Linked DNA regions of Homo sapiens: region 2 is linked to region 1. Evidence: chromatin contacts called from ENCODE Hi-C or POLR2A ChIA-PET data. All regions are on one chromosome and are shown on one strand. The core of a region is the stretch at or near the end of the contact, and the rest is flanking DNA. Distances in the headings are between cores, read along the strand shown. Region 1 holds the start of EPB41 (erythrocyte membrane protein band 4.1). Region 2 overlaps MECR (mitochondrial trans-2-enoyl-CoA reductase).

Region 1 (5,910 bases), core at 712-3,211:
GAGTAGGTGGGATTACAGGCACATGCCACCACACCCAGCTACTTTTTTGCATTTTTAGTACAGATGGGGTTTCACCATGCTGGCCAGGCTAGTCTCGAACTCCTGACCTCAAGTGATCCACCCGCCTTGGCCTCCCAAAGTGCTGGGATTACAGGCGTGAGCCACCGTGCCCGACATAGTTCACTTTTAATAGTGCCAAAGATATACTGTACTTGTTTCCCCAGGTGTATGAATAATATCTATATTTACCTTAATTATAAGCTTCTTATAGAAAGCACACTGAATTAACTACTTTGATTCTAAGGCAATCTGGTGTTCAGTTATTACATCTATTTTTGAATCTGCCATTTATTGAGTGCTTACTGTACGCCAGATAGCATGTACGCTACATGGATTATATTAATAACACCCCAAACCAAAAATTTTACAACTGGCGAAGAACTGATTACACTTTCAATTTACAGAAAAGGAAAATGAAGAGTACATCAAGTTTCCATAAAAAGTAGGGGTTAGTGCTACATTAACAAAACTGGGACGGGAAGAAACATATACGGGCTATATATCCTGCTTTTGATTAAAGGGATCAAACCAACTAAAATTTTTGCCAGGACTGAGAATACAGAAAACAACAATGAGCAACAGCATTGACTACAGTACATCCTCAAGAGAGTATAAATCCACTATAATAATATCCAAGACACAAGACACAACCATTTCTTGCAATTTTCCCTAAAAACAGAAGGGAAGAAAATAGCAGCTGTGAAATCACCCAGACTACAAAAAAAAAAAAAAAAAAAAGCATCTGAAAAAAAAAAAGGAAAAAGAAAAAACTATCTCCTAATGAACAACTACATGCCAAAAAACAAGTCTCCACAGACTAGTCATTTATGGCAGGGTACAGGGTACAGTTAAAGAAACAACAGGATGACAGTCGCTATCATGTGGCCAGAAACCAGTCCATCAGCAATCTGTTTCACGTGAGATCACTTTTTCTCAAGAGAATGCCTGTTCTTGGGGAGCATGACCTGTTTTGGCAAAACCTCCCCAGGAATAATGGCCTGCTGGTCAATCTCGGAGGGCGAGCCCAGACCCGGCCTCTCCACAGGTACAGCAGCCCAGCGAGCACGGAGGAAGATTTCCAAGCCGACAGATGCGCGAACTGAAAAAGGAGGTCACGACGCTGAGAGAATAGATTTAACCCTCTGCTCGCTGGGAACCCAGAAGACTAAGGGGGAACATGTTTTTCAATGATGCAGGCGTCGGTGGCGGGAAGGCCTGCGAAGTCTTGCCAGGGCTCCCTGCAGTCCTCAGATTCCGCCTGACTTCTGCAGACAGCCCAGCTCCCTCGCCAGGAAGAAATCGCTCCGCGGCTGCACGCAACACCTTCACCGTCTGAAACCTGCGATTCTCCGCATTTGGTTTCCTCCCGAGGCTCCTGCACACCGCACCGTGATTGACGCACCCGAGGGGACCGTCAAAAATACATCTCAAGCCTAACTTTCCAACACTCCCGCGACGCAACCCCTTCCCCTTTCCTCAGCGGCTCTGGCCCGCCCCTCGCTCCTCGGGCCGCGTCCCGGCTGGCGACTCGGCGTGCACACGAGGCTCCTCCGCGGGAGAGCCCGCGCCCCGGCCCGGGGCCTGTCGGGGGTTGCAGACAAAGAGGCTGCAGCGCCGCCGCGGCCGCCAGGACCGTCCCCACGGGGACAGCTCCACGCCCACCGCCCCGGCTCCCGCGCCGCCGCCGCCGCCTCGCCTCACCGGTGGCTCCGGGGCCGGGCTCCTGCGCCCGCCACTGCTGCAGCCCGACGAACAATGGCAGGAGGAGGCGCCGGCGTCCGAGGCTCGGGCCCTCTGCGGCTCGCGGGCCCGCCGGCTGCTGCTGGCTGACTGACTAAACGCACCAGCGGAGGGAGGGAGCGAGCGAGCGACCCTGGCGCGCGCCCTCCCGCCTTCCCTCTGCGAGGCGAGGCCAGCCCGGCCCGCAGCCCGCCCGCCGGCCCGCGCCCCTCCCCCTCAGTTCGCCACAACATTGTAGTAAATTTCTATTGGGCCGCGCCGGAGGGAAGGAGGGGGCCGGGCCCGCGGCCCGTCCGCCCATTGGCTGAGGCCAACTTCTAGCTCCCCTTGTTTCCCCCCTCCCCTAGGCCGGTAAGGAGAGGAGAGGGGAACGAAAAAGAGAGAGGAAAAGGCAAGGGGCTGGCCGCGTGTGCGCACGCGCAAGTCGAACCCGGTCTGGAGCCGGGGTGTTCCGGGATCCCGCAGCACCCACGTGGGGCATGAGGCAGCTAGAGCCCTGGACGGTGAGGCCCTTTCCTCCTTCCAAGTAAGAGGCCGAGATTTGGAAGCCTCAGGGAAGTAACTCGCGTAGAGGTTGTAGCCAGGCTACCCCAACTGACTCCCCCTAAACGCTTAGTGACCTCGGGTAAGTCACTCAGCTTCTCTGTACCTCAGTTTCCCCATCCACTAGTTTGACTGTCTCTAGGCGCCCTTCCAACCCTGACATTCGATGAGACTTTACCTCTCGTGCCAGCTGTGTAAGGCCTGAAATGGAAGCTAAGTGTTGAGACCACGCCAAGATTGAACCTGTCTTCTGCATTTAAGGATCTCCTAATTCCCCCCTGGCAATCTCAACATTATAAAGACCTAGCTTCCGAGGTCTGGTCTCCAGATGAACTGAGGGTTGCTCTGACAATTGCTTAGTGTGTCTTTATTTCCTTCCAGAAGTGTCAGAGACCCCTTGACCCTTCCTACTCCCTGCTAGGCTGGTCTGTGAACAGGCTTCGGACCCACAGTGCAGAAAGAAGGCTTTTGTTTTAAGCATGATACCTAGAAGGTAAGATAGGATCTGGTGTTCTATTTTAGAGATGAGGAAACTGAAGCAGAGAGACTTAAAACTGACAGGATAAGAAGCCAGGCCATCTGACAGCAGAGTCTGTAGATGCCAGCTAGACATTCCTGATATCTAATCACAGCCCCTTCACGATCCCAGCACAGCCTCTGGAAACAGATTGCCTGGGTTCAATTCTTAGTCTCCAGCCTTTTCTAATGGTTTGATTTTCATTTTTCTTTTATTTATTTATTTATTTATTTGAGACGGAGTCTCGCTCTGTCACCAGGCTGGAGTGCGGTGCCGGAATCTCGGCTCACTGCAACCTCTGCCTCCCGGGTTCAAGCGATTCTCCTGCCTCAGCCTCCCGAGTAGCTGGGACTACAGGCGTGTACCACCACGCCCAGCTAATTTTTGTATTTTTAGTAGAGACGGGGTTTCACCGTGTTAGTCTCGATCTCCTGACCTCGTGATCCGCCCTTCTCGGCCTCCCAAAGTGCTGGGATTACAGGCTTGAGCCACCGCGCCCGGCTGTGCCTCATTTTTCAACACCATAAAAGGGGATAATATGTCCAAGTAGCTGGGACTCCCACCTATAGTGGGAGGCTGAGGTGGGAGGATTGCTCAAGCACAGGAGTTCAAGGCCACAGTGAGCTAGGATCATGCCATTCCACTCCAGCTTGGGCAACAGAGCAAGACTCCATCCCTAAAAACAAAAACGAGGGTTGGGGGAGGGAGAAGGATAATAATAGTTCCCACCTCACAGAGTTACTGTAAGAATTAGGCCAGGCATGGTGGCTCATGCCTGTAATCCCAGAACTTTGGGAGGCTGAGGCAGGCGGATCACCTGAGGTCAGGAGTTCGAGACCAGCCTGGCCAAATGGTGAAACCCCATCTCTACTAAAAATACAAAACTTAGCTGGGCCTGGTGGCAGGCACCTGTAATCTCAGTTATTCTCGGAGGTTGAGGCAGGAGAATCACTTGAACCCAGGAGGTGGAGGTTGCAGAGAGCCGAGATCATGCCATTGAACTCCAGGTTGGGTGACAAGAGCAAGACTCCATCTCAAAAAAAAGAAAAAGGAAAACAGAATTAAATGAGTTAAAATATGTAAAGGACTTAGAGCAGTGCCTAGCTCATAGTAAGATCTATGTGTGTTAATTATTATTACTATTCAGAGACTAAAATGTGGACTGAGAGGTGTGGAACTGGCAAATATAATAATATATTTGTTAAGCATGCAATTGTTGTTAGCACTGAGCTGAGCACGTTATGTAAATTGTCCATTTGAAACATCATAAAACCCCTTGAAAACCACCTGACTATACCATCTAAAACACCCTCCACTCAAACACCCTTATCCTGCTTTAATTTGCTTCATAGCACTTACCCTACTTGACTTTCTACTATATATTTATTATTTATTGTGCCTCTCAAATAAATTGCTGTAATCTAGACCCACTAGACTGCAAGCTCAGGAAGGCAGGGACTGTATCTGTATTCATCTCCCAGAACAGTATACGCTCAATAAATATTTGTTGAATGAGTTAATGAACATCCTCATTTTACATATAAGGAAACTGAGTCTTAGTGAGGTCAGGTGACTTGGCCAGGGTCATTCTGTGTATGAGGGGTGAAGCACCTGTTTTTTTTTGAGAAGGGGTTTCGCTCTTTTTGCCCAGGCTGGAGTGCAATGGCACGATCTCGCCTCACCTCACTGCAACCTCTGCCTCCCAGGTTCAAGCGATTCTCCTGCCTCAGCCTCGTGAGTAGCTGGGATTACAGGCATGTGCACCACGCCTGGCTAATTTTGTATTGTTAATAGAGATGGGGTTTCTCCATGTTGGTCAGGCTGGTCTCGAACCCCCAGCCTCAGGTGATCCACCCACCTCAGCATCCCAAAGTGCTGGGATTACAGGCATGAGCCACCATGCCTGGCCACACCTGTTCTTAAATACTCTGGTCTCCTGCCTCAAGTCCTCAGGTTCAGCTGTGCTTTTTATTCAGAGTTCTAGTCCTACCACCTCTGTGCCTCAGGCTTCCTTCACCAATCAGACAGGAAAATCTGGTACCTTGAAGGATGAGTATAGAAGACCAATTACCAGTGGTTTACCATCTCCACCACCACCAAGTTATCCAGCAAATTCAGATTCATGAAAGCCCAGTATTCTCTATGCCATGAAGTGCTAGCCAATGGCACATCTAATTGGATGCAAAGAATATGTAGCATTTAATAATCCTTACTCTGCAAATAAGTAGAGGTCTCAGGCTAACAGCAAAAGGCTAGACACAAGGCAGGTATGAACTACTCTGAAATTCAGAGTGCCATGCAATAACACACCATAATCCATTGACTCAGGCTTTAGAATCTGAAAGACCTGAATTCCAGTGCTGGCTTTTAATTCTTAGCCTGGAGATGAAAGGGCTTTGTAAACTGTAAAGTACTATCCACACATGAGGAATTTTTGTTATTTTAGACACACATCTTCAGTTGTTAGGCTAAGTGCCCAATCTCTGAGTGTTGCCAGGCCTATCACATAGGAAGATGTGGGGGTATAAGTAATGCCTAATATGAAGGTGGAAAAACTACCTTTACTCCTGGGCCCATCTGCCCTCTCAGACTTCTGCAAACCAGGTATCCAGTCCCAGCTCACCCTGCAGAGACTGCCATCAGGTACCAAGGGTAAAGGTCCCAAGCACCGTCTCTGAGGCTAATTTCCAAGGCAGAAACAGCTCTGCTCCATGCTCACATCTGGGTGGCAGCTGTGCTATGCCCCAAGCCCCAGGATGGGGTCCCTAAGGACCATCTCTATCTCGCCTGCCAGCTGAGCCCACCATTACCTCCCCACCCCCTACCCCTTGTGTTCCTTCCTAGGGAATACAGGCCCCGCTAGCTGCCTGTTAGCCCCTGGAGCAGTCAAGGGCAGTAAGCAAAAGAGAAAAAGAAAAAAAAAGACAGTGTGAAAGGGTCTTAATCCTTCCCCACAGCAAACTGAGCCCAAGCAAAAGCAAACACCAGCTGCACATAAGAGGGTGAAATTAGATGGTGAAATTAGGTGGTGACCAGTGGGGAAGGCCAGG
Region 2 (6,436 bases), core at 1,216-3,715, 290 kb before region 1:
GCAGAATTAACCCTTAAGGCCAGGCATGGTGTCTCATGCCTGTAATCCCAGCACTTTGGGAGGCTGAAGCTGGCAGATCACTTGAGGTCAGGGGTTTGAGACCAGCCTGGCCAACATGGTGAAAACCCGTCTCTACTAAAAATACAAAAATTAGCCCGGCGTGGTGGCAGCGCCTGTGACCCCAGCTACTCAGGAGGCTGAGGCAGGAGAATCGCTTGAACCCGGGAGGCGGAAGTTGCAGTGAGCCAAGATTGCACCACCGCACTCCAGCCTGGGCAACAGAGCAAGACACCATCTCAAAAACAAAACAAAACAAAACAAAACAAAAACTAACCCTTGAATGATGAGAGGCTGGGCCAGTTTTCCACTAATTCTCACACCCCATTGTTTAAGGGTCGCCCTAAGGGCATTAACCTCCTGGGCTGCCTCTGCACACCATGCACATCCATGCACATCCGTGAGCCGCAGTGGCTGTAGAACTCACCCAAGCCACCTCTCATACCAGCGAAGAAACTGAGGCCCACAGTTGTTGGAGTGTGATGAAACATGGTGCCCAGCCACTGTCCAAGGCCTGGCTGAAAGCCGATGCCAGTTCCCACAAGAGAAATATAGGTTTCTTGCAACTATGGCAGATGGTTCCTGGGAGCCTTTGGTGGAGAAAGCCAGTGGCTGTGACCAGGGACCTTTGCTGGAGTCCTAGTGCAGCAGACACTTTGTTTGCTTGCATCCCATGCCCTAAAGCCACCTCCCATTTAGGCTGCAGCTGTAGTAACAGATCTAGGCATTTCGACGCTGCCCACCCTAAGTACCCACTGCACACCTCTCCACTTTCCTGCCTCAAGGCTGATATGGCCTGAACTAGATCACTGTTGAATAAACTTAGGATCTTGACACATGGTAAGAATTACATTTTATATTGTGATCAGTTTATACAAATAGGAATATATATATAATGGAAACCAAAGTTTCGTGAAATACCCTTACTATGTGTGACATACTCTGTTATTTTTTATTCTCTTCTCAATTTTAACTTTAAAAAAAAAAGGTGCTTGCAACCAACTAGATTGATTCATAATCCACTGGTGGGTGACAACCTGTACGTTGACCCCTGGTGAAGACGAGTGGGCATTCTTCTTCCAGGAAGTCCTCTATCTCTAGTTTCAGCCCGTTGTGTGACAGATCCCTGCTGCCTCTCAAAAACCAGATAGCATTTCAAATTCAACAAAGCACTTTCCCGGACACGATGCATTTGACTCTAATCGGGGGCACTTTTTTTTTTTAATAGAGGGAGTCTCGCTCTGTCACCCAGGCTGGAGTACAGTGGCGCGATCTCAGCTCACTGCAACCTCCACCTCCCGGGTTCAAGCGATTCTCCTGCCTCAGCCTCCCTAGTAGCTGGGATTATATTTTAAGGGAAGGAAACTGAAGTTCACAGAGGTCATGACTTGCCCTGTCTGTTTAGTTACAATCATTGGTGAAACTGAGACTCATGCCCAGATCTGTCTCATTCCAGAGCCCACATTTTTCCCAGCATGTCACACCGCCTTCCCCAATGGCCAGGTCCAAAGCTAAACCTGGGCTTTGCCACAGAACTGTAGGACCCTGTTTCAGGGGCTGCCAGTTTCTCCAGCGCAGCTGTAATCCCATTTCAAGGCAGTGCACCTTTATTAAACACTGCAGAGAGGAATAGGGCATGACCCTTCCCTCTCAAGAAGCTGCAAGCTGTTGATAGAAATGGACCTATATACAATGAAGTGTAAGATGGGGCAGACCGTGGTATGTGCATTAATACAGATGCCCACAGAGCACTGTGGGAGCACATAGAGGGAACAATCCAGGAAGGCTTCATGAAGGCTGCACTTGAGCTGCGCTTCAAAGGATCTACAGGATTTCAATAGGAAGGAAGAGAGAAGGAGGGAAACATTGCAAACCAAGGAAATAACCTAAGTAAAGACTTGAGGACATAAAAGTTGGGAGGATGACGAAGGCTATAAAATATTTTACATAGCAGGGCAGGGTCTAAATTATATCCAGTGTAGATGCTGAGTTGCCAAGTCCTGGGAGGCATCGTGAGTGTTGTGGAAGTTTAGGAGGCATTAGGAGAACAGTGAGAAACAGTGGAAGGTCTGAGAAGACTCAGCAGCCAGGTCCTGGGTCCCTGTTGAGCCTGAGGACTCCCTTGCCTACAGAAGGATCCCCGGCTGGGAGCCTTTGACCTATTGCAGATCTATACAGGGCTTGATTTGGTTCTCTTCCTGGCTCCACAGGGGATTCTGTCATCCAGAATGCATCCAACAGCGGAGTGGGGCAAGCAGTCATCCAGATCGCCGCAGCCCTGGGCCTAAGAACCATCAATGTGGTCCGAGACAGGTGCGTGGGGAAGGAGGCTTCATCCCAGACCATGTCTTGGGTCTTTCCCACCTCCCATCCCTGCGGTGCCCAGTTGTCCACCAGAGGGCGCCCTTGCATAAGCATAAACTGGCTTTAGGCATCGCTAACAGTTGGCGGCTGAAACAGATGAGTCAGTCCTAAGAAATGAAGTCCAGCTGGCTTTTGGCGATAGGATGAGTGAATCTGACATGTAAAGAGAGGGCAGGAAGGAGGTGGAGACTGCCCTTACTGAATAGCTAAGACTTTCTGAGACTCTTGGCTTGTGATAACCTCATGTTTTCAAAACCCCAGTTGATATTTGGGAATGATTTGAGCTGTATTATTCTTTCTGTGAACTGTCTAACCCAAGGCCCCTTTACCCTTGCTTTTGTGTGGTACTTGGAAGTGCGCTAAATACAGACGTGAAGGAGACAGGGGCAGGTTTGTCATCTGTCTTTTACAGATGAGGAAACTGAAGTTTCAGGGAGCAGCTTGCCCTGGAAGACACAGCAAGTCAGTAATAGACTCGGTTTCCTCACTTACTCTCTTTCCATCATATCGTCCAGTTTCTCTAGGCCTCACTGTCCATGAATGTGGCTGTGGCTGTCATGGAAGCCCACTCTTAGTATAATCGACACCAGCTTCAGTTCCTCAGTTGTACTCGCAAAAATAATTCCATTTGCCTTAACCAAAGAGACCCAGAGCCACTCCTGGTCTAGACTGTGTATGTCCAACACTCTGAAGAACCACTTGAAAAGAGGGGGGAAGTGGAGTTTGTCCTTTCAGTAGAAGAAATCAGGAAGTTAAGTGACTTCTCCCTGGGCACAGATGGCTTCTAACACTATTGAGCTGTCAGGGCCTGTGAAAACCACCCAGTCTCACTCTGTTGCCAGTGAGGAGACAGCCAAGAGCTATTGAAGCTGCATGAAATTAGGTGGCTGGTCCCTGCTCAAGCCTGGCTTAAACCTAATCCCAGCTTCCTGCAAAAAGAAGCACGGGTTCTCCCAGCTGTGGCAGAGAGGTCCTGGGGGGCTTTGGTGGAAAAAGCTGGCAGATGTGACCAGGGACCTATGTTTGGTTTCCAGACCTGATATCCAGAAGCTGAGTGACAGACTGAAGAGTCTGGGGGCTGAGCATGTCATCACAGAAGAGGAGCTAAGAAGGCCCGAAATGAAAAACTTCTTTAAGGTACCTAGGAAGAGGGACATTGCCCCTCCAGTCCACGCACATCTCCCTGAAGAAAGTTGACATGCATTAGAGAAACTGGGGACTGGCCCCATTGTTCCTCTCTGGAAACCTCCCTTTGCCTCTTGGTTGGTTAAAGCCCATTCCCCCTAGCCAGGCGGCAGGCAGCACGCATTAAGTGCCCAGATGCTGGGAGGGAGGCATGAGAAACAGAGTTTAGGAAACCCAGTATGACTTGCAGTTTAAACGTTTGTGGTGGGCCGCATCAGCCCACATGTGTGACTCTTAGAACTGGCAGGAGAGGACCTGAGGAAACAGAGACACAGAAAGAGAAAGAAAAGAAGTAACCTTTCCCAACCACCTGCCTTACATTTTATCTGATGATTTCCACAAAAGCTTTTCAAAGGAACTGTTATCTGTTTTACAGATTAGGAAACTAAGACTCAGAAAAGAGGAAATGCTTAACCAAAATCATATAGTTTATAAGGGCTCCAGAGAGTCAGAGCTGGCCTCAGTCTCTCCGAACTCAAAGCCTCTTAACCTTCCAGAACCTCCACCCCACAACATGCCTAGTAAGTGACCAGACCCTCAGCCCCTTTTCACTGAACCATCTGGAGGAACCAAAGACACACACTCAAGAGCATGCGCTTCTTGCGAACATTTCTGAAGCAGTAGATCAGCATATATAATATCAGCTGAGTCAAAGAACTGAAAAGGGGGGCACACAGGGAGCTGAAACCCACCAAACTGCATGCAGATGCCCTTTGCCTATTCTTTCCCAGAGAAGATGAGTTCTGCCAGGTCCTAAAATGGACAACAGGATTAAGTTGCTACAGAAAAGGCCCTTCTTGGCTGGATGAGGTGACTCATGCCTGTAATCCCAGCACTTCGGGAGGCCAAGGCAGGCGGATTGCTTGAGTCTGAGAGTTTGAGACTAGCCTGAGCAACATAGTGAGACCTCTGTCTCTACAAAAAAACATTTTTTTTTAATTATCTGGTCATCATGATACTCATCTGCAGTCCCAGCTACTTGGGAGGCTGAGGTGGGAGGATTGCTTGAGCCCAGGAGGGTAAGGTAGCAGTGAGCCATGATTGCACCACTGCACTCCAGCCTGGGTAACAGAGCGAGACCCTGTCTTAGAAAGAAAAAGAAAAAAGAAAGAAAAGACACTTCCTAAGCAGAGAAAAAGGTGAGTTCAAAGGCATAAACACACACACATATACATAAGTACGTGCACGCAAACAAAGGCATAAACATCTCATTTACTCCCTCCTTTTAACACAGCACTTGGGCAAGCTTCAGACCCCATATGTAGAGCGGGGATGCTCCCTCACTGCACTTTTGTTGTTTTCCAGGACATGCCCCAGCCACGGCTTGCTCTCAACTGTGTTGGTGGGAAAAGCTCCACAGAGCTGCTGCGGCAGTTAGCGTAAGTCCCTTGGGCCTGCAGGTCCAGCTCGCCAGAGCTCTCCAGGTCTTTAGCTGGGAGGACCATCAAGTGACTGAGTCCCATCGCCAGTTCGAGCCAAGTCCAGGTCAGCACAATGTTGAGTGGAAACTAGGACCAAAGTCATCCAGCTATTTGGGCACTGGTTTCTCAGCCTTCCCCTTTGCAGATGACCAAAATTTTGGCCTATCCAGCTTTATTTTTCCAAGGGACCCCAGAAGTAGACTGCTAAGCTGCCTGCCATAGAGGAATAGTCAAGGATTTATAACCTAGGGATGTCTGAAAAAGTCACTTAGTCCTAACTTATTTAACCTTTCAAAATTTGTATTAGCTTTTAAAATAGATTCTAATTTTAAAGGTAACATTATGCTTATTACAAAACATTTTGAAAACATGTAAAAGTGCAAAGGAAAACTTAAGCATAAAAGTTTCCTGTTGGCTGGGCACTGTGGCTCATGCCTATAATCCCAGTAATTTGGGAGGCCAAGGAGGAAGCATCACTTGAGGCCAGGAGTTCGAGACCAGCCTGGGTAACATAGTGAGACCCCATCACTACAAAAAAAAAAATTAATTTTTTTTTTAAGTTACCTGGCCAGGCATAGTGGTTCATGCTTGTAATCCCAACAAGACAGGCAGATCACTTGAGGCCAGGAGTTTAAGACCAGCCTGGCCAACATGGCAAAACTCCATCTCTACTAAAAATACAAAAAGACTAGCCAGGTGTGGTGGCAGGCACCTGTAATCCCAGCTACTTGGGAGGCTGAGTCACGAGAATCATTTGAATCCAGGAGGTGGAGGTTGCAGTGAGCCGAGATCACACCACTCTACTCCAGCCTGGGTGACAAAGGGAGATTCCATCTCAAAAAAGAAAAAAAAAAGTTACCTATCACCCCACTACCAAGGGGGATAAGCCCTGTTGACAATATTAATGCATGTCCTTCCATTCTTCTTTCCCTTAATATAAGCTTCTAGGCCGGGCGCAGTGGCTCAAGCCTATAATCCCAGCACTTTGGGAGGCTGAGGCGGGCAGATCACGAGATCAGGAGATCGAGACCATCCTGGCTAACACGGTGAAACCCCGTGTCTACTAAAAATACAAAAAATTAGCCAGGTGTGGTGGCGGGCACCTGTAGTCCCAGCTGCTCAGGAGTCTGAGGCAGGAGAATGGCGTGAACCCCGGAGGCAGAGCTTGCGGTGGGCCGAGATTGCGCCACTGCACTCCAGCCTGGGCGACAGAGGGAGACTCCGTCTCAAAAAATAAAAATAAAAGCTTCTTGAGCTAGAGTGTGTGTAAAAAGACACTTCCTAATTAAAGCAGGAACCCCCTCAATAGTACGGATTCAGCTAGCGCATACTTGCTGAGCACTTACTAGCTACCAGGTACAGAGAGGGCTGCGACACTGATGTGCCCTCTGAGAATTCACAGGCTTGAT

The links. Hi-C counts contacts between places; a loop is a spot of excess contacts on that map. ChIA-PET counts read pairs that join two places held with the same protein, here RNA polymerase II (POLR2A). Pooled maps may share reads with other maps.
Region 2: a loop to region 1 is called in a pooled map, with 4 times the contacts of the local background. The contact joins the enhancer-like site here to the promoter of EPB41 in region 1. A Hi-C loop is called at or near these places in 2 of 168 maps with a recorded cell type or tissue (breast epithelium and transverse colon) and 10 of 50 pooled maps. POLR2A ChIA-PET finds 5 or more read pairs at or near these places in 5 of 52 experiments (A673, AG04450, H1 and 2 more).

The regions. Positions count from the first base shown.
Region 1 is chr1:28,910,620-28,916,529 of GRCh38, reverse strand. EPB41 (erythrocyte membrane protein band 4.1) reads right to left here and starts at 1,961. Exons shown (of 21, transcript NM_001376013.1): 1 at 1,762-1,961. RefSeq lists an enhancer at 1,157-1,316 and a silencer at 1,537-2,196.
Region 2 is chr1:29,199,065-29,205,500 of GRCh38, reverse strand. MECR (mitochondrial trans-2-enoyl-CoA reductase) reads left to right here. Exons shown (of 10, transcript NM_016011.5): 5 at 2,268-2,370; 6 at 3,456-3,558; 7 at 4,912-4,985. Among named protein-coding and RNA genes, the nearest start is that of SRSF4, 20 kb to the right of the region's middle. RefSeq lists a silencer at 2,380-2,469. Within about 2 kb of position 2,465, at least 7 of the 41 ENCODE cell types and tissues checked have a DNase peak (open chromatin) inside an H3K27ac peak, as active enhancers do.